2 separate regions of the Homo sapiens genome follow, and region 2 is linked to region 1. A link is an interaction called in ENCODE POLR2A ChIA-PET data of the cell type or tissue named here. Cell type or tissue: MCF 10A. All regions are shown on one strand. Links, peaks and the distances in the headings refer to the core of each region. The heading gives the core; the rest is flanking DNA.

What was found. ChIA-PET counts read pairs that join two places held together with the same protein. Peaks named below come from ENCODE experiments on the same cell type or tissue, not always from the same donor. Only the 100,000 strongest peaks of a DNase experiment are listed, where the experiment ranks them.
Region 2: POLR2A ChIA-PET joins it to region 1 with 5 read pairs; 2 of 35 experiments call an interaction of 5 or more read pairs at or near these places.

What each region holds. Positions count from the first base shown.
Region 1 is chr1:186,633,485-186,641,729 of GRCh38, forward strand. No RefSeq gene overlaps it. Among named protein-coding and RNA genes, the nearest start is that of PTGS2, 43 kb to the right of the region's middle. RefSeq lists enhancers at 3,561-4,226, 4,227-4,892. In MCF 10A, for the core only: no CTCF peak of the experiment used is centred there; a DNase peak (open chromatin) is centred at 3,467.
Region 2 is chr1:186,902,680-186,910,924 of GRCh38, forward strand. It overlaps PLA2G4A (phospholipase A2 group IVA), which reads left to right. Exons shown (of 18, transcript NM_024420.3): 6 at 4,286-4,323. Among named protein-coding and RNA genes, the nearest start is that of PLA2G4A, 78 kb to the left of the region's middle. In MCF 10A, for the core only: no CTCF peak of the experiment used is centred there; no DNase peak of the experiment used is centred there.

The DNA of each region.
Region 1 (8,245 bases), core at 1,192-6,191:
AGATAACAGCCCTTTCCTAAAACAAACCTCCTTCTTTCCTGGGGACTAGACTGCCTTTGTAGGACTAATGAATTAGGCACAAGATTAGCAATTATGGGTTAGGAATGCAGCTGGTGGCTACGAGATTTCTGACCCTCCCTAAACTGCTCCTAAGATCAGTGCTGGAGCTATTTTGCAGACCCTGAACTTGACAGATCAACTGGCCCCACCCAGATCAATAAACTGGCTCATGTGATCTTGTGGCAACCCCCGCCCACCCCGGCAACCCAGGAATTAACTCAGTGCAGTAAGACAGCTTTGACTCCCTAGGATTTCATCTCTGAACTGACCAATCAGCACTCCCAGCTCACTGGCTTCCCCCGACCCACCAAATTGCCCTTAAAAACTCTGATCCCCGAATGCTCAGCGAGACTGATTTGAGTAATAATAAAACTCTGGTCTCCCATGCAGCTGGCTCTATGTGAATTACACTTTCTCTATTGCAATTCCCCTGCCTTATAAATTGGCTGTGTCTAGGCAGTGGGCAAGGTGAACCCATTGGGCAGTTGCACTCTGAAGGTGCTAGGGAAAAATGTTTCAGGTCCCTCTCCTGGTTCCTGGTAGCTTCTGGGTAGGTGACAGCATAACTCCAGTTTTCACATGATGGGCTCCTTGTGTGTGTGTGTCTGTGTCTAAATTTGCCTTTCTATACAGACACCAGCCAGATTGGATTAGTGTTCCACCCTACTCCAGTATGACCTCATTTTAACTTAACTAATTATGACTTTAAGGATTCTGTTTCCATATAAGGTCATAATCAGGTACTGAGGGTTTGAACTTCAACATATAAATTTGGTGGAAGGGGCACAGTTAAACCCTAGCAATGTCGGAGATGTAGTAGAGTCAGTCATCTATTAAATACCAATCTCCTAATATCCTAGGGATATTATGAGGATTAAAGAAGGTAATACATGTAAAACACTTAGCACAAACTCTGGAATATAAAAAGTGCTCATTAAATTAGTTAAGAATCCTGGCTTTCTGTCAATAACTAGCAACTATTACTGTAAAAATAATAATGAGTATTCAATATATTCTTTAATTTATTTATAAATTCTACACTCTCATTTGTGCTAGGCCTTGTGTTCATAGAAGGCATATAAAGATAAAGGAGATTAAAAACAAATATTTGTTGGATGAATGAGCTAACAGTTTAATGAGGCAGAAAGGCATAAAAACAATTATGGGTCAGTGAAGCAAGTGCAAAAAAGGCTACGGTGTCCTATAGGAAGGGCTGGAGGACCAGAGATGCCTTTAGCAACAGATGATAGCCAAATGTTTGTCTCTGCCTACATGCCCTGGAGTAGTAGAAGATGGGCACCACAACGCTGATTTTTTTTTTTTTTTTACAATTACTTCATAGAAAATAACTGAGTATGCCATCTCCCTCCAAACTATGGTAGTATGTTTTTATCTTGACAGTTACCAAAAGCTAAGGAATTGATTTTTCAAGTTTAGAAGATTTAAGTCAAAACATGTATAGCTCAGAGGAAGAATTTAGAATATTAGTAACAGAACAAGTATATTATCATAAATAATATTTGATGAGGATACTTATGAAGTGTATCAAAGTTTAAAAGTTGGACTTGTCATTTGTTCCTTTGTGACCAATAGAAAGTAGGGAAAGAACTCACTGGTCACAGGTGTCTTTGATTATTGTCACTCAGGAACACAAGCTGATGAAGGCATTACCTAGGAACTGTTTCATTACCACTGGGACAAAGAAAGCAAATGTGGTTTATCATGCTCTGACTTCGGGAGTTTCTGTTTGGAAGTGACAACTATCATTTCCACTCTTTCTCCCTTACCATGAAATTCTGTTCAATTAATAGATGGATTTTCCTAACTATAGAAAATACGTCTTAATCTATAGCTTACATAGGATTTCAGAGGTGTTGTTATTTCCTGAAAATATAAACAAAATTTGAGGTTTTTATTTTTTGCTATATGAATATTTTTCTGAAGAGAACTGTTCATAGTTTTTCTAGTTTCCCATGAAGCTCATAACCCATAAAAGCTCAAAAATAGGCTGGGCACAGTGGCTCATGCCTGTAATCCCAGCACTTTGGGAGGCCGAGGTGGGCAGATCACTTGAGGTTAGGAGCCTTGAGAACAGCTTGGCCAACATGGTGAGACCCTGTCTCTACATAAATACAAAAATTAGCCAGGTGTGGCGGGCACCTGTAATCCCAGCTACTGGGGAGACTGAGGCAGATGAATTGCTTGAACCCAGGAGGTAGAGGTTGCAGTGAGCTGAGATTGTGCCACTGCACTCCAGCCTGGGTGATTCAGCGAGATTCAGTCTCAAAAAAAAAAAAAAAAAAAGAAAATCAAGAACAACCACTATAGAAGCCCATATTTGTAAATTCTTGTATCAGTGAACACTTGCATGACAACTTAACATTAATCAGTAAATAGTAGGTATAATTGGGATGTGAGTTGGAGAGTACACTGCTTTGAAGAGGGACAAGAGGGAGACAGGCCTTGGGGCTGACTGTTTGTGCCCCCACTCCTGCTCTTGCTTCAACTAGAACATCTCTTCTTCCGTGCATTTTATATGATAATATTCCATGTTCTCTCTCCCTTTCTCTCAGTCTCTCTCGACAACAGAAATCAATATTAAAAATATTCAGAAATCTGGCTGGGCGTGGTGGCTCATGCCTGTAATCCCAGCACTTTGGGAGGCCAAGGTGTGCAGATCACCTAAGGTCAGGAGTTGGAGATCAGCCTGGTGAAACCCAGTCTCTACAGAAAATGCAAAAATTAGCTGGGCGTGGTGGTGGAAGCCTGTAATCCCAGGTATTTGAGCCAGGAGAACTGCTTGAACCTGGGAGGCAGAGGTTGCAGTAAGCCGAGATCAGGCCACTGCACTCCAGCCTGGGCAACAGAGCAAGACTCTGTCAAAAAAAAAAATAAATTCAGAAATCACTAATGTAAATTGGATACAAGAGCACAGTGAGCTGTCTTTAAGAACTTGGAAATGAGGTTGACTTCTGACAGTTAAACTATAAAATCCAAACTAAGAAATAAAATAAGAAATATATGATGTTGGCTGGACTTGAAGAAAAAAAAGAAATAGACATAATCATTTCGAAGAAAGAGGGAGGTTCTCAGGCCTGCATAAGAATTGACTCAGTCCAATCAGTAATATTAATGTTTCTAAATAAATGATGTGTCTCTCTGAAAAGACCAAGGAAAGCACAGAGTGATCAGCAATAGACCACCATGGAAAAACGAAAGTCAGAGGACTTCTCCGTCCCCAGTCCTGAACAGAAAAACTCGTGCAAATGAATCCATCAGATTGGATTTGTTGGACTTCAAATTCTGTCCTTCTCTCTTGACTCTTCTGTCTGCATCCAAAGAGAAGGGATTTTCCTACTCATACTTCTGGCTCATCCCCAAGGAAAAAGGAATTGCTAATCACTCTGCCTGGGGGAAAGGGTACAGGTGTGGAAAGGACTCAAGGAGAAAGTGGAAAAGCTGTCTTTAAGCATGACTAAGAAAGCCCAGTGGAAAAGGCAGGTTATGAGGTGTGGCAAAGACGGAGGAAAAGTCATTCCAGGTAGAGGGAAAGGCTGTATGCCTGCATAGAGGCATGATAAAGTTTGGCACTTTTGGGGAGCTGGCAATCCTTTTTGCCTAGAAATTACAAAAGAAATGAAAAAAAAATTAAGGGAGAGGATGGTGGGGAATGACGCTAGAAAATGAAGCACTAAACGAGTGGTGAAAATAAGTGATAGTAAGGAGAGTCTCTGATGATTTCTTAATTTAAAATAGAGAAGGGAAGTGAATAAAAAATTCATTATAAGGGAGGAGCCAAGATGACCGAATAGGAACAGCTCCGGTCTACAGCTCCCAGCGTGAGCGACGCAGAAGACAGTGATTTCTGCATTTCCATCTGAGGTACTGGGTTCATCTCACTAGGGAGTGCCAGACAGTGGGCGCAGGTCAGTGGGTGCGCGCACTGTGCGCGAGCCGAAGCAGTGCGAGGCATTGCCTCACTTGGGAAGCGCAAGGGGTCAGGGAATTCCCTTTCCAAGTCAAAGAAAGGGTTGACGGACGGCACCTGGAAAAATCAGGTCACTCCCACCCGAATACTGCGCTTTTTCGACGGGCTTAAAAACCGGCGCACCACGAGATTATATCCCACACCTGGCTCGGAGGGTCCTACGCCCACGGAGTCTCGCTGATTGCTAGCACAGCAGTCTGAGATCAAACTGCAAAGTGGCAGCGAGGCTGGGGGAGGGGCGCCTGCCATTGCCCAGGCTTGCTTAGGTAAACAAAGCAGCTGGGAAGCTCGAACTGGGTGGAGCCCACCACAGCTCAAGGAGGCCTGCCTGCCTCTGTAGGCTCCACCTCTGGGGGCAGGGCACAGACAAACAAAAAGACAGCAGTAACCTCTGCAGACTTAAATGTCCCTGTCTGACAGCTTTGAAGAGAGCAGTGGTTCTCCCAGCACGCAGCTGGAGATCTGAGAATGGGCAGACTGCCTCCTCAAGTGGGTCCCTGACCCCTGACCCCCGAGCAGCCTAACTGGGAGGCACCCCCCAGCAGGGGCACACTGACACCTCATATGGCAGGGTATTCCAACAGACCTGCAGCTGAGGGTCCTGTCTGTTAGAAGGAAAACTAACAAACAGAAAGGACATCCACACCAAAAACCCATCTGTACATCACCATCATCAAAGACCAAAAGTAGATAAAACCACAAAGATGGGGAAAAAACAGAAAAGAAAAACTGGAAACTCCAAAAAGCAGAGCGCCTCTCCTCCTCCAAAGGAACGCAGTTCCTCATCAGCAACGGAACAAAGCTGGATGGAGAATGACTTTGACAAGCTGAGAGAAGAAGGCTTCAGACGATCAAATTACTCTGAGCTACGGGAGGACATTCAAACCAAAGGCAAAGAAGTTGAAAACTTTGAAAAAAATTTAGAAGAATGTATAACTAGAATAACCAATACAGAGAAGTGCTTAAAGGAGCTGATGGAGCTGAAAACCAAGGCTCGAGAACTACGTGAAGAACGCAGAAGCCTCAGGAGCCGATGCGATCAACTGGAAGAAAGGGTATCAGCAATGGAAGATGAAATTAATGAAATGAAGCAAGAAGGGAAGTTTAGAGAAAAAAGAATAAAAATAAATGAGCAAAGCCTCCAAGAAATATGGGACTATGTGAAAAGACCAAATCTACGTCTGATTGGTGTACCTGAAAGTGACGGGGAGAATGGAACCAAGTTGGAAAACACTCTGCAGGATATTATCCAGGAGAACTTCCCCAATCTAGCAAGGCAGGCCAACGTTCAGATTCAGGAAATACAGAGAACGCCACAAAGATACTCCTGGAGAAGAGCAACTCCAAGACACATAATTGTCAGATTCACCAAAGTTGAAATGAAGGAAAAAATGTTAAGGGCAGCCAGAGAGAAAGGTCGGCTTACCCTCAAACGGAAGCCCATCAGACTAACAGCGGATCTCTCAGCAGAAACCCTACAAGCCAGAAGGGAGTGGGGGCCAATATTCAACATTCTTAAAGAAAAGAATTTTCAACCCAGAATTTCATATCCAGCCAAACTAAGCTTCATAAGCAAAGGAGAAATAAAATACTTTACAGACAAGCAAATGCTGAGAGATTTTTCACCACCAGGCCTGCCCGAAAAGAGCTCCTGAAGGAAGCGCTAAACATGGAAAGGAACAACTGGTACCAGCCGCTGCAAAATCATGCCAAAATGTAAAGACCATCAAGACTAGGAAGAAAGTGCATCAACTAACGAGCAAAATAACCAGCTAACATCATAATGACAGGATCAAATTCCACATAACAGTATTAACTTTAAATGTAAATGGACTAAATGCTCCAATTTAAAGACACAGACTGGCAAATTGGATAAAGAGTCAAGACCCATCAGTGTGCTGTATTCAGGAAACCCATCTCATGTACAGAGACACACATAGGCTCAAAATAAAAGGATGGAGGAAGATCTACCAAGCAAATGGAAAACAAAAAAAGGCAGGGGTTGCAATCCTAGTCTCTGATAAAACAGACTTTAAACCAACAAAGACCAAAAGAGACAAAGAAGGCCATTACATAATGGTAAAGGGATCAATTCAACAAGAAGAGCTAACTATCCTAAATATATATGCACCCAATACAGGAGCACCAAGATTCATAAAGCAAGTTCTGAGTGACCTACAAAGAGACTTAGACTCCCACACATTAATAATGGGAGACTTTAACACCCCACTGTCAACATTAGACAGATCAACGAGACAGAAAGTCAACAAGGATACCCAGGAATTGAACTCAGCTCTGCACCAAGCGGACCTAATAGACATCTACAGAACTCTCCACCCCAAATCAACAGAATATACATTTTTTTCAGCACCACACCATACCTATTCTAAAATTGACCACGTGCTTGGAAGTAAAGCTCTCCTCAGCAAATGTAAAAGAACAGAAATTATAACAAACTATCTCTCAGACCACAGTGCAATCAAACTAGAACTCAGGATTAAGAATCTCACTCAAAACTGCTCAACTACATGGAAACTGAACAACCTGCTCCTGAATGACTACTGGGTACCTAACGAAATGAAGGCAGAAATAAAGATGTTCTTTGAAACCAACGAGAACAAAGACACAACATACCAGAATCTCTGGGACGCATTCAAAGGAGTGTGTAGAGGGAAATTTATAGCACTAAATGACCACAAGAGAAAGCAGGAAAGATCCAAAATGGACACCCTAACATCACAATTAAAAGAACTAGAAAAGCAAGAGCAAACACATTCAAAAGCTAGCAGAAGGCAAGAAATAACTAAAATCAGAGCAGAACTGAAGGAAATAGAGACACAAAAAACCTTTCAAAAAATTAATGAATCCAGGAGCTGGTTTTTTGAAAGGATCAACAAAATTGATAGACCGCTAGCAAGACTAATAAAGAAAAAAAGAGAGAAGAATCAAATAGATGCAATAAAAAATGATAAAGGGGATATCACCACCGATAGCACAGAAATACAAACTACCATCAGAGAATACTACAAACACCTCTACGCAAATAAACTAGAAAATCTAGAAGAAATGGATAAATTCCTCGACACATACACTCTCCCAAGACTAAACCAGGAAGAAGTTGAATCTCTGAATAGACCAATAACAGGATCTGAAATTGTGGCAATAATCAATAGCTTACCAACCAAAAAGAGTCCAGGACCAGATGGATTCACAGCCGAATTCTACCAGAGGTACAAGGAGGAACTGATACCATTCCTTCTGAAACTATTCCAATCAATAGAATAAGTGGGAATCCTCCCTAACTCTTTTTATGAGGCCAGCATCATTCTGATACTAAAGCCAGGCAGAGACACAACCAAAAAAGAGAATTTTAGACCAATATCCTTGATGAACATTGATGCAAAAATCCTCAATAAAATACTGGCAAAATGAATCCAGCAGCACACCAAAAAGCTTATCCACCATGATCAAGTGGGCTTCATCCCTGGGATGCAAGGCTGGTTCAATATACGCAAATCAATAAATGTAATCCAGCATATAAACAGAGCCAAAGACAAAAACCACATGATTATCTCAATAGATGCAGAAAAAGCCTTTGACAAAATTCAACAACCCTTCATGCTAAAAACTCTCAATAAATTAGGTATTGATGGGATGTATTTCAAAATAATAAGAGCTATCTATGACAAACCCACAGCCAATATCATACTGAATGGGCAAAAACTGGAAGCATTCCCTTTGAAAACTGGCACAAGACAGGGATGCCCTCTCTCACCACTCCTATTCAACATAGTGTTGGAAGTTCTGGCCAGGGCAATTAGGCAGGAGGAGGAAATAAAGGGTATTCAATTAGGAAAAGAGGAAGTCAAATTGTCCCTGTTTGCAGACGACATGATTGTATATCTAGAAAACCCCATTGTCTCAGCCCCAAATCTCCTTAAGCTGATAAGCAACTTCAGCAAAGTCTCAGGATACAAAATCAATGTACAAAAATCACAAGCATTCTTATACACCAACAACAGACAAACAGAGAGCCAAATCATGAGTGAACTCCCATTCACAATTGCTTCAAAGAGAATAAAATACCTAGGAATCCAACTTACAAGGGATGTGAAGGACCTCTTCAAGGAGAACTACAAACCACTGCTCAAGGAAATAAAAGAGGATACAAACAAATGGAAGAACATTCCATGCTCA
Region 2 (8,245 bases), core at 2,153-7,152, 270 kb after region 1:
AAGTCTCCGGAGCTCCCCACTGAGCACCTTGTTACCCCCGCCCCTGCCCACAAGAGAACAATCCTCTTTAACTGTAATTTTCTACTACCTACCCAAATCCTATAAAACTGCCCCACCCCTATCTCCCCTATCTCCCCTTGCTGACTCCTTTTTCGGACTCAGTCCGCCTACACCCTAGTGATTAAAAAGCTTTATTGCTCAAAAAAAAAAAAAAGAAAAAAGAAAAGAAAAAGAAAAATGATTTTACCAGTGTCTTATTCAACTTTTAAACATGCAGAATTTATTAGATGTGAGTTTGCATGTATTGATAGGGTTGTAATTTCTGCTTTGCACTTGGATTGCCTCCTTGTCAGATCCACATCCTGTTCCTTCCTTACACGATTGAGGTACAATGTACGGAAACATGATTCTAAGTAAAATTGACCCTTTAAAAATGACTTTATTTATTATCCTGCACAGGTCAAGTAAATATGGATAAAGCAGAACATATTATGTAATTCTCTTGAAAGATGTGAATAATGATTGAATCAATATGATGATTAATTGCTGTTTGTTTCTACCTAGAAAAAAAAAAGAGTAAATTAGGGATCAGAATTCAAAATAATGTTTTATTGAAAGTAAATGTTGTAAATATTGGAGTACATAAGGGAAGTCATAGCATATTTGAAGAACCCTTTACTAATAGGATAGATTCTCAAGTTTGAAATTATTTTGCTATATGCATCTTTTTTGTAATAATCATTTTAAAGCAGGGGTCCCCAACCCCTGGTTCTGGTCTATGGCAAGTTAGGACCTAGGCTCCGCAGCAGGAGGTGAGAGTTGGACGAAGGAGCAAAGCTTCATCTGTATTTACAGTAGCTCCCCATCACTCGCATTGCTGCTCCGCCTCCTGTAAGATCAGCGGTGGCATTACATTCTCACAGGAGCATGAACCCTATTGTGAACTACAAGTGTGAAGGATCTAGGTTCATGCTGCTTATGAGAATATAATGCCTGAGGATCTGTCACTGTCCCCCTTCACCCCCACATGGAAGGCTTAGTTGCAGGAAACAAGCTCAGGGCTCCCACTGATTCTATGTTATGGTGAGTTGTATAATTATTTCATTATATATTACAATGTAATAATAATATAAATAAAGTGCACAATAAATGTAATGCACTTGAATCACAAAACCATCCCTGCTCCTACCCCGCCACCCTGGTCCATGTTAAAATTGTCTTCCACAAAACCGGTCCCTGGTGCCAAAAATGTTGGGGACTGCTGTTTTAAAGCACTTCCTTATTTTCAGGCACTATGCTTGTTGCTTTAAGCTTCACTATTTCAAAATGACTCTGGAGAGTTTTCAAGATAATTAGTGGGTTAGATCCTTTAAAAATTATTTGAAAGGCTGAAATGGCTTTTAGTTTTTATAGTTTATCTCCTCCAGTTCTCCACACTCTCCTTTAACTGAAAATCTCCAATTGTAAACATCTAAAATTGCTTTCCGCTGGGGAATTTAAAGATGACATTGCTGCTTTTCACAAGAATACATAATGGACACAACCAACTTCTTCCTAAAAAAGGTGGAGTTCTAATTAGTTCTAGCTCTAAGCTAAGTATTAGGGTGTTGGGGGAAGCCTGGAAGAGGTGATCATTCTTCTTTCTAATTGCCCTAATAATACAAGCAGCATGGAAGCCTGTAATGCAGAGATGCTTTATGCCATGTGTGGGAAGAAGTTTACAGTAATTGTTTAATGCCTCACAGGAAGTACGTTTTTATCTGAATGACATGTTCTAGGTAAAAGGTGCAGAGAGATTATAAATATCAAGCTTATCATGCATAGCATGTCTGAACATAGTGCACCAAGCAAGAGGATTTTAAATTTCCTCCTGGTTGTGGGTGACCCACTTGTGCAATGAGGAAGTGAGGATCCTAATCCGTGTGACAAGAACCTTGGCAGCACAGCCTGTAACATTCAAAATGGCAGAAAAATCCTGTGCCTTCTCTTCCGTTATCCTGCCTTTGTTTAAAGAGTCTTGTCACTCCATCCAGGATCATGAATGTCTTAGCCAAGAAATGTTGGTAGATACATAAAGTGTGTGCTAATGGAGAAGACAAATTTGACTATAAATGCAGCATTGTTGATTTTCCTTTTATTCAATGGAGCTGTCAGAACAAACAGGCAGGGATATATATATATTTTTTTTTTTGAGACAGAATTTTCACTCTTGTTGCCTAGGCTGGAGTACAGTGGCGCGATCTCAGCTCACTGCAACCTCCGCCTGCTGGGTTCAAGTGATTCTCCTACCTCAGCCTCCCGAGTAGCTGAGATTACAAGCATGGGCCACCATGCCTGGATAATTTTTGTATTTTTAGTAGAGATGGGATTTCGCCATGTTAGCCAGGCTGGTTTCGAACTCCTGACATCAGGTGATCCACCTGCCTTGGTCTCCCAAAGTGCTGGGATTACAGGTGTGAGCCACCACACCCAGCCAAACATTGGATATGTAATTAATAAATTGCTTGGAGACCTGCCAGCTGGGAAACCAGCATTTTCTTGAGCACTTTCTGTCATGAGACGGCACAATGAAAGAGGCCTTGAATCTTTCCATTTATTAGAAAACTCTACATAGAGTTGTAATTGTTAATGTTATTTCCATCCACTCACAATGGCTTTACACTCTGGTGATAAAAACATTAAATCTAGTATCATTTTAAGGGCAATTTTTATGTATTTCTTGAAAAAAAAAGACCATGCTTTACCCATATCTTGCTTTCTTCTAAATTGCATTGTCTGTTTGGTAGCCAATCACCCTTTGACGTTACATTCATCTGAGCATGCATTATTCCATGTGTCCTGGGATTCTCAATTAGTTTATTAACTTTAAAAATATGTATATGCTTCTTTGATGAAAGAATGCTCATAGAATTCTATATATAGGAACTGTTTTCTGGGTCAGACCATCCCATGATTTTGTCCCCAATAGTAATCAGCTATTTCTTGATGAGAAAAGATTGCCTGATGCACTCCTCCTCCTCACACACACACACACACACACACAAACGAACAGTAATTTGACAAATATGTGTTATCTGTTGTATGCCAAATACTATACAATGGACTAGTAATAGGAACCTATATAAGACAGAGCTTACAGTTTAGTGAGAGAGGCAAATTTTTGTATAGATGTTTTCAATACCTTTTGCTTACTCATAAAATTCAGCACTGAGAATCAATCATCTATGAACTTATTTTAACCTTTTTGGAAACCTCCTTCTAGTCTGTGTTTTTCCCTTCCTTGAAACTCAAGAGGGTAAATCTAATAATCTATAGCATTTTATGTTGATTCTAAAAATTTCCTCTGCACATTTCAAGAGGTATATCCTAGTTCTGTTCTACTTGAAGTTATTGAACAAGTTAGCTCTATCTATGTTCTTATGGTAACCTGATACAATAAAAATAATAACACATTTACAACTGTGTAGCAACTTTCAAAGCATTTTCTCATTTGGTTCTTATAACAATCTACAATTACATTTTTCATAGCTAACGCCAGGGATAATATTGAAAAGGCCTTTCTGTACAACAGATTTACAGTCTCTGGAAAGACAACTCTTAATATCTTAAGTGGATATTAATCATTTTCTTTCCTTTACACAAAAATTGTCTCTCTGGCAGGATGTCCTCCTTCAATATGTTTGATAGGCTCAAATAGTGTTGAAATAAATAAAAACCAGAGGCTCCAGATCTCATTAGTAGATGTTTCCCGAGTCAACTACAGTTGGCTGGATCCTAGGTCCTACTGCCTGCCATGAATGGGTGTTGTATTTTCAGCTTACTACAGCCTGCACTTGTCTCAATTATACATGTGTGAACTTTCACCCAGGTTGATTCTAACCTCTGGGCCATTACAGCTTCTGATTTTGTGGCCTGAGGCAGCTCCTAAATAATAGACACAACATCTCAGTAGTTTTTATATCTCAGGCACTTTTTATATTTTGTAAATAGTAGTTGTGGTGAGCTACTTTATTTTACTGAGGGAGGAAAACAACCAGGCAGAGATAATTCTTGTGTTTGCTAAAATGACGTACTAAGTAGACTTACAAAAAAAATACCAAAAAGTTGGTTTACTGAAATACGCCTGTAGTTTAGGGTCTTCATGGAGCTGTGTTACTTTTATTTTTAGGGTTTTGTTTTTTTGATTAAAAATAATCTGGCACTCAAAATTTATTTTGAGTTTGTTTCCATGATATAAACACATATCTACTTTATGACCTAATCTGATTAACATGTCTTTTTTTAGGTCACTGAAATGGTTCTAGAAATGTCTCTTGAAGTTTGGTAAGTGCATTTATTTAGTTGGATGAGAAATATTGTGAGTGATCCACTAATTTATTTTAATTGTTAAAGAATTTTTTTATATATAATTCTGCAGCTGTGAACATATAGAAGTGCATTATGTTTACTTTGCTTTTCTTTAGTTGTCTGTTAATACCTACAAAATCTTTACAAACATATTCTTATATTCATTATTCTTATATTTTAATATGCTTTGCTTATTTTTCCAATAGTTTCATGGTCATATAATAATGTCAGAATAAGTGCTTTATGAAAGAGTCCTCCCTCTAGTCGTACATCTATTCCCATAGAAATGAATGCAGTTATTTAAGCGCCTCTTCTATTGTTGATTCAGGTAGATATTCAAAAACATAGAAGTGAACTTAAACAGAAACTATATAATAATTTTTAAAATTGAGACTGATTTTATTCATACTGACCCAGCTGGACTACTGCTAATAATGTTCCATGAAGCATACTGCTCTTTCAAAATGGCCTCCAAAACTGAACGTTAGGGAATCATGTACTTATTTTCAAACGGCGAATTTTAGGGTAGGCAAGTCTGCCTTGATCTAACTGTTCTCTGATGTAATAATGAGTTCCCTTAACCTCTCTGCATCTCTTTGAACTTCCCTGTTGAACTTGATTTGACCAAAGTTATTAGTACATATTTTACACAAATGCCACGAAAACAAATTGAACATTTTCACATCTGGTGATTTGGCAAATGCATGATAATAGGTACATTGGGTTTAGGCATTTGTTTATTGTATTTTGATCCCTGGAACATGTGGATTTGACTTAGCAAGTGATTGGCATAAATGTCCACAACCTGTTAATATAAGTCAGCAAATATCAAAGGATAGTCCAAGTTATTGTGTTGCATTATTTTGTATTAAGTTCATTCTTGCTTAAAAGTGGTATATTTTGGCATGAGATTAGAAACACTTGTTATTTGACTGACTATGGAAGTAATGCTTTTGTTTAGCGGGGAATAGTCTTCACTGAGGTAATTAGGACATATTTTTATAATATTAAAAATTTCTTTTTTTGTATGTTAATTTATGTCAGCTCTAGAACAGAAATTGTTTTCAAAGAAAAATTCAATTTATTCAAAGAAAAATTTTCCATGTCATGCCTTCTATTAAAAATAACATAAAAGCAAGAAAGAATTAATTAGAAAGTTAAAAATAATGCATAAAAGTAAATTAACCATAATTCTACTACTGAATTTATAAAATTACTCAGAATTTTTTGAATTTTCATCCAGATTTTGAAAACTGATATCCTTAAAACATCTAGGTCATTATACTGTTCAAAAATTTTTTAAAAATCATGATTCTTTTTTAAAAATTATATATAACAGAACAGTATATTACAGAGAACATGACTTCCAGAATAATAAGACCTAGATTTAATTCTACTACTTTCTAATTATGTTAGTGATTGATAGATTTCTAATCACTTATTTACTCACTGGTAAAATAAGAAAAGAATACTTTCTAAGCATATCACTGTGATTAAATGAGGTGTTCTTTCTAAAGAGTACATATACAATAGGAAATTTTCATACACGTATACCACATGTTAATAATGGTGCTGCTTGTAATAGTTTACAAAACATTGGAAATTATTTCAATATTTATGGATAAATAGATTATAGTATACTAATATAATGAAATACTACATAATAGTAAAAGTGTTTGAATTACTTTTATTTATATAAGCACAGATGATTCTCAAAAAAAAGTGTTCACTGGAAAAAATAATTTGCACTAATTACTAAAAACCTGCAAAATGAAAACCTTATTTAGGGACATAAATATATATTGTAAAATTATAAACATATATGGAATGATGAAGATTAAATTTAAGTAGTGATTACCTTTAAGGAACAGAAAAGGAAATAAAGTTGAGGAGGTGTCATAGAGGCAACTGTACAGGTAAGATTTTAATTTCTTTTCTTTTCTTTTTTTTTTTTTTTTTTTTTTTGAGACGGAGTCTTGCCCTGTCACCCAGGCTGGAGTGCAGTGGCGCGATCTCGGCTCACTGCAAGCTCTGCCTCCCAGGTTCACGCCATTCTCCTGCCTCAGCCTCCCGAGTAGCTGGGACTACAGGCGCCAGCCACCACGCCCGGCTAATTTTTTTCTATTTTTAGTAGAGACGGGGTTTCACCGTGTTAGCTAGGATGGTCTCGATTTCCTGACCTCGTGATCCGCCTGCCTCGGCCTCCCAAAGTGCTGGGATTACAGGCATGAGCCACCGCGCCCGGCCTTTAATTTCTTATAGTGTTTAGAAGATACCTAACCTAATATGTCATTATAAAGAATAGTAATAGAAAAGAGTGTAGCCCAAGATTAGACTTAAAAGTGTTCATTTGGCTGGGCGTGGTGGCTCATGCCTGTAATCCCAGCACTTTGGGAGGCTGAAGTGGGTTGATTACCCGAGGTCAGGAGTTCCAGACCAGGTTGACCAACATGGAGAAACCCTGTCTCTACTAAAAATACAAAATTAGCCAGGTGTATTGGTGCGTGCCTGTAATCCCAGCTACTTGGGAGGCCGAGGCAGGAGAATCGCTGGAACCCAGGAGGCGGAGGTTGTGGTGAGCTGAGATTGTGCCATTGCACTCCAGCCTGGGCAACAGGAGCGAAACTCCGTCTCAAAAAAAAAAAAAAAAAAAAAGTTAACTCACTGTCTTACTCTTTTCCCCCGTTACATGATTTCCAAAATCATATTTAATAATTGTATAACCCAATACTTTTATATACAGTTCAACAACCGTTTCTTTAAATGATCTTTAAAAAGTTTTTGGTTACTTCCCTTAAGATAGGTTTCCAGAAGTAGAATTATTAGGCCAAAAGGAATCTATGTTCTAATTATTTTTGAACATTCCATATTGCTAATATGCCAAATTTGAATACTGCTTAATTGCTTTTTAACAAACTTATATTCCCAAAATGGATGCATGAGAATATTAGTGTTATTTTTCCTTTCTAGGACTAGAAAATAAGTATTTAAAATATTTTAATATCAATTATTTTAATAACAGTATCATTTAAATTCACTAGTGAAATTAAACTTTTTTGTTATTAATTCTGCTTTCTCTTTTGTGAGGTACCTATATTTGTCCTTTGGGAAGTAGTAATTAAACTATTATTTGTAATGGTCAAATATAGCCATAAAGAACATAGCTCAGAGGCTTGGTCTCTTTCTGTATTTTACAAGGAAAAAATATACTGAACTAACAGAAATGAGATTTAAAATTGATTTACAATTAAGGTAAGGATTTTTATGAATGGTAAAGAGACAAATATTTTATTGGTGATAATTCTTGACTTCTGCTTTTTGGATTTATTCACACTCCAACATAGGCTGACAGATTTTTAAAAAGTATTTTTAAATTCAGTAGTTGGTATTTAGACTTCAGTATTAAGATATGTCTTATATGTTGCATGGTGAAAGTACATCACATGTTTACTCTGTGATCCTAACCTCTCAGGGCATTAGTTTTCTAATTTATAAAGCTGCAATATATAATAATATATTGTATAATAATATGTAGTGATACTCCCATCGTTCTTGCAATGATTCATACGTAATACCTAATGTGACTTCTGGCATAGTGTAGAGAAATTGCTACTGCCTTCATTAGCAAGATAAAGTATATATAATTTAAGGGTTCTAAAGTCCTCTAGTGGTAAACTCATTTATGGTTATCTCAAGTTCTGTGATTAGAAGTTCCTTTCTTTGTTAGAGGGGGGCATCCATTAGACAAGGCAATTAATTAAGACAATATTTCTGCAAGTATGTTCCTCAGAATGCTGGCTCTTTGGGATGTTAGAAAGTAATTATGATGGTGGAATAGTGAAGGGTGGAGAGATAAGGGAAGGAATTCTTGGTCAAGTAAGTTTGGGATATCCTGTGC